2 separate regions of the Homo sapiens genome follow, and region 1 is linked to region 2. A link is a contact called in ENCODE Hi-C or POLR2A ChIA-PET data. All regions are on one chromosome and are shown on one strand. Each heading gives the region's core, a stretch centred on a gene start or an enhancer-like site at or near the end of the contact. The rest is flanking DNA. Distances are from core to core; before and after follow the strand shown. Region 1 holds the start of PCP4 (Purkinje cell protein 4). Region 2 overlaps IGSF5 (immunoglobulin superfamily member 5).

Region 1 (2,700 bases), core at 79-2,578, 68 kb after region 2:
CGAATATAACACACATATTTTATATAATATATATAATGTTCATTTCTGTCGCTCTGTGAAATATAGGTTATTTTATAATAACTCATGTATGAGACTCTGTCTTGCTGGCTGGTGTTCCCACGCTGTGGGCGAGGGTGCTGACCAGCTGGTGCTCCTGGCCAAGGCCTCTGAGGGCAGCCTGTGCTCGCCGGTGCCCATTTGGGGGCGCATGGCCTTCTGCTTGCTGTCCAAGGTGGACCTGAGGATGTGGTCGCATCGGTGACCTGGGCATGTAAGGAGGGCAGTCCAGGTCAGAGGGCGTGGGGCTGCTGAGCTGAGGAGAGAGGGTTGATGGGCTGGAGTCTGGTGGCCTGCTCTGCACAGGGAGATGAGGGGTGCTGGGGACGGGTGGCAAGACGCTTCAATCTTCTCGCCAGACCCTCTCAGTCCTGTACCGGGACTGGCAGAGTAACAGATGTGAATGTGCCTTCAGTCTGCACAACGCTTTTTTGGGACAGTTGAGGGCCCACTCTGATGCCTTGAAGACTCTTCAGAGCCTCACGATGTTGGGACTGAACAAAGGATGGAACCTCTTCCCGGAAAAGCTGAACAGGACTAAGGCAAGGAGACCTTCAACCAGGCCAGGGCCAATGCCCAGGCTCCTTCCTGGCCCCACTGTGGTTGTGAGGAGGGCACATCAGCAAGGCTGCTGGAGCCGCTCGCCTCCTTTGTTGAGGTCGTGGGGACCCATTCCCATGTCCCAGTCCATCTACTCTTATCCTTCCAGCTCAGGGTACAAGCAGGGCGACAGATATGGGATAGGGGAGAGACAGCAGAGATATTAAAGTCCTTGGGCTGAGTTTTGTGTTATAAAGGGCAAGGGAAACACAGCTCCTGGGAAAACCTGAAAGTGCGTGAGCGGGCACGCAGGTATTTTCAGAGCTCCTCTTCCCTTAGAAAAACAATCCTTCCCATTGACATTTGAAAGGTATTTTACATGCATGTAAATCTTGCACTCATTGAAAAACGCACAATGGCATCCCTGTGATGATCTTTGAAACTTTAGCTTTTACTTTTTACTTTTTTTTTTTTTTTAAAAGAGACAGGGTCTCGTTCTGCTGCCCAGGCTGGAGTGTATTACTTTTTAAAGAAATCGAGCATTTCCTTCCATCCTGGCGGAATTTGGAGCAGCGACCTAACGTGCCGTTCTCTTTTGCACCACTAGGTGGCCCCTGGTGCTCTCAGATGTCGGCCAGGCTTGCAGACAGGTGAATGCATCTCATTGGCTCCAGGGAGGCATGATGCCACCGGGCAGCTCTTTTTAAGAGAAAAGCCAGAACCGGTGGAGCAGCGACCCCTGAGCAGTGTTCTCTGTGCTGAGCGGCGGGACTGAGCTGTTGAGTTAGAGCCAACATGAGTGAGGTGAGTGATGCTTCGACCTGGAGAGGGAAACTTAGGAGTGAGAAGGGACCTCGGCTGAAGGATTAGTCTCAGGAAATGTGAGGGACTTAGCAGTGCTGAGGAACAAATTAATCCTGTAATTATTTGCTTGGAGAACTGACAGGATTAATCTCTTGGTTTGAATGGTAAGTGCAGAAATTGGTTAAGTTTGCAACTTCTACAATTAGCCTGAGGAGGAGAAAGGTTTGCTTTCTGATTGAATGGTGACTTTGAAAAGTGCTTTGGGTTTTAGAGCTCAGAAGAGAAAGCCAAATGTTTTATTCTCTTACGAAGATGCGTGTCTTTGCATGATTCCCGCGGTGATACCTTTCAGAATGTGAGTGGGCAGGTGGTCATCTGGTGAATGCAAGCCATGGAAGGGAAGGGGACAAGGTGGGGAAAGGGCTGGCCGTTGGGTGGCATTTCATGGCTCAGTTGTACAAACTACCTCTGCAGTTAATCAGAGCACCAGGGAAAGAAATGCAAAAAGTAGTAGGAACTGGGAAACATCCGTGTGTATAGATCTGTGGCTCTAAGACCGGAGGCGGCCCCGGCAGAAGAAGAGCTACAATTTTGCAAATCCAAAGTCACTTCTCTAAACTTGTTTATACAGAATGTGTTTTACTGGGGCCAACTGACAGCACGTTTGTTTTTCTAAAATCATCTTCTCCTTTTTTCTCATCTATGAAGCAGATTAGCGGTGGTACAACACCATTCTCTAATTCAACTCAATAACCGAGCCAAATGCATCTTCATTTCCTCTTGGTTGGCACTTAAATAATTACTTTTAAAGATCTTTTATCTTCTCTGTCTCTTTTTGACAGATGGATGATTCTTTTCTTGGAAGTCTAGGATAAAATTAACAACTTCAGAAATAAAATGCCTCCTCCCTGCTTTTATCTCTCTGATGGGTGATTTTTGATGTAAACATGACAAGAAGAAGAGCAAAGCACTATAAAACTTAGAAATGGGGTTTAGGACAAAGCCAGGGGTTTGAGGCAGGGAGAGACCAACTGTGGGGTGGAAGATGGGAATTCTCCCACCACCACAATCAATGGTACCTGTAACAGCAGCTAACACTTGCCTAATGGTCTGTGTGCCGACAGTGTCAGGCTGTCTCTGCATCTGTCACCTTCTTTGAACCTCTCAACAACTCCGTGCAGTGGGCACCATTATTATTCCCAATTGACAGATGAGGACACTGAGGCACAGAGATGGGAACTAAGTGGTTTGAGGTCACCAGCTAAAGAACAGTAGAGCCAAGACTTGGGCTGCAATGCT
Region 2 (2,700 bases), core at 152-2,651:
CAGCGGCACTTTGTTTTCTTCAGGGGCCCATTGCTTAAATATGCCCCCAGGACGGGGAAATTTGATGTGCCAGGGTTGGCCCACAGGTCACTGATGAGGCCCTTGGGAAGTTCAGATTTATGGTCTTCACCTCTAGACATCAGGACTCAGAGGGCTGAGGAGGTGTTTAAGCAGCTCTGCTTTTTAGGAGAACTCAATGTGGCTAGGCTTAAGGGTTATTGGTTACCTTATAGCAAGAGGGGAATCAGGAGTTTTGGAAAGGGAAGAGTGGCAGGTCCCCAAGCACCAATCTGCCTCCTCCATAACTTCACCCTGCACGATGGGTACTCAGCAATTCTGCTTTGCCCAGCATCCTGAGGCCTTCATAATGGCCTGTGCTTGCCCACCTGGAGTGGGTTCTACTGGGGTTGGTAGTGCCATGCTCTTTCTCCCTCTGCCGGGAGTCAGCTGTATTTCCGCAAGTAGAGGAGTGTCTGGACACTGAATCCGGAGTCTGGGAAGGCACCCAGCTCAGGGCGGTGTATGGCGTTAGGAGGAGCAGCAGGTTTCCAGGTTACTTGTGCCCCCATCTTCAATGTCACAACTCTCAATCTCTCTTCCCTGAGTTGTACACATCTGTGTCTACATCTCAAGGCTGCCGTGGGTCTCTGAATACGTCATCTTTGTCATGAATCACCCAGCTCAATTTTAATAACATCCAACAGTTAGTAAAACAGGAAACTAGAACTTTAATATTTTAGGAAATGGCAGAATTTGCTGCTGCACCAGCCTCCCATAACTCCTGCCCCTTTGGCATCCTTTCAGTTAAGGTCCAGCATGCCAAAGGCACACACTGCCACGGAGATGAGCAAGACAAGATGCAGTGGTGAAACCTTTTTTTCAAACCGTTAGTTATCCCCTGATGCTTTCAGTGCTGGGAATCCTTTGAAAATTTCAGAAAAGTGGGGGCATGTCTCAGGAGCAGTGTCATGGGGGACAGGCTGGGGCTGGAGTTTTGACCACCAAAGGCCAGACACTGTGGCCAGGAGCTACAGGCACAATGGCTGACTTAGGCCAGGTCCTCAGGGGGACGCTGGGTTGTAGACAATGGGAAGAGGCACCAGTTCCTAGACCTCTTGGTCCCCAGGCTGCCTGGAGCTCCCCCTTTTGCTCATCTCCACCTCTAAGCACCCTCTCCTGCCAATTTCTTCCCTGAACATGAGACTTCCTGCTCAAGAGATGGGGCAGTCCTTGTTCTTGCCACCACCTGGCAGAAATGGTGGATGTATTTCCGGAATTCTCTATTCCGGTTTTCCTAAAGAATGCTTGCTGAACACGGAGGTGCACCCAGCGCCTATAAATACCGCTGCCTTGGTACCCTGCTGGCGTAGCAGCAGCTCTCAGTACAGCCCTGTGCCAGGAACACACTGGGTTCTTGTTAAAATGCACACTCTTGGGCCTCCGCCAGGCTTGCTGGATCAGAATGTCTGGGAGATAGGGCCAAAGAATCAGTATTTTTATCATTCTCCAGGTGATCTGCTTTGAGGAATTTTTTTTTTTTTGTCCCAGTGTGAAAACTCCACAGACATGTATAGCATTGTTTCTAAGGGAGGGTGCTCTCTGATTTCTAGAAGTCTTCCTACAACTGTGCATTTAGAATTACTTGTACCTCGTGTCCCTGCTCCACCGGCCTTGCTGCAAAGCACAGAGAAGAGTTTGAGATGCTCACGGTGGTGCCATGATGAATGCCAAGTGAAAGGTCTTGACACCAAAGACTCCACTGTCCACCTGGCATCCTACCAGGGACACTCTTAATTAACCCTTCCATATTTTAGATGGGTCCTAAAGCACATTGCATTCAACGTAAATGAAAAAATAGAAACCTAGACTGTAGAGATCTCAATCATGGATTAAATTGTAAGAAGGGTCAGAAGGAAAAAAGAGATTCATTTTCAAAACTGTCATATACAATATGACAATTTTCTTCTCTGATTATTTCTCTGATGACTGAATCTACAGTTAGAATATGTAGTACTGACATGGTTTTCTAGACAAGAGTTTCCCTGTTGGTGAAACAGAATGAATTTGGGTGCAACTGCAGCTGAAACACATTAGGGTAAAAGTAATAAGTAAAATTAGAAATTCCTACTAAAATAACCAATTACTGGGAAAGGCATGCTTTTTTATTTCAATATGAAGCCAGGGGATTTGCAAATGTTTTTTATTTTGGCGAATATTTAAAACAAAGAATCCTCCTTTTCCTCTCTTTGTCCTGTGCCTTAACTCACTGTCAGTGCATTTTCCTGGCTGTTTTAGGAAATTCTCTGTCTCTGTCATTTTCAGAAGATGGGCATATAAACAACTTGAGACCTGGATCAAGCCTTCCCCACAAATCACCCCCTCATTGAGACAAACAGAAATACATACTTGATAAATTTAGAAAACAGCGATGTTTGCACAACCCAGCAGTGAAAACAAAAGCAAACGACAGTAGGAATCTCTAGCATATTAGCAGCAGAAGGCACATGTCTTAAAGCACTGCTGACATAGTTCCATCCGCTGTCCAGTTTTCCCTGTGTTATTGGGAGTCAACAAATTAAGAGCGTGAGCCAGAGTAATTCTATCCTCAAGACTTGCTAGCATTCCATCACATTGTGAATAATTTATCATGCCCAGTTACATTATTTAAGATGTTAAGTGCAGCTATTGTGCCCTGGAACC

What was found. Hi-C counts contacts between places; a loop is a spot of excess contacts on that map. ChIA-PET counts read pairs that join two places held with the same protein, here RNA polymerase II (POLR2A). Pooled maps may share reads with other maps.
Region 1: a map of posterior cingulate gyrus shows a loop between it and region 2 (4-fold over the local background). The contact joins the promoter of PCP4 here to the enhancer-like site in region 2. A Hi-C loop is called at or near these places in 14 of 168 maps with a recorded cell type or tissue (Caco-2, Calu3, K562 and 11 more) and 20 of 50 pooled maps. POLR2A ChIA-PET finds 5 or more read pairs at or near these places in 2 of 52 experiments (Panc1 and WTC11).

What each region holds. Positions count from the first base shown.
Region 1 is chr21:39,866,110-39,868,809 of GRCh38, forward strand. PCP4 (Purkinje cell protein 4) reads left to right here and starts at 1,329. Exons shown (of 3, transcript NM_006198.3): 1 at 1,329-1,401. The coding sequence starts at 1,393.
Region 2 is chr21:39,797,975-39,800,674 of GRCh38, forward strand. All of the region lies in intron 8 of IGSF5 (immunoglobulin superfamily member 5), which reads left to right. Among named protein-coding and RNA genes, the nearest start is that of IGSF5, 54 kb to the left of the region's middle. Within about 2 kb of position 1,402, at least 2 of the 41 ENCODE cell types and tissues checked have a DNase peak (open chromatin) inside an H3K27ac peak, as active enhancers do; they include prostate gland, where a contact is called at or near this core.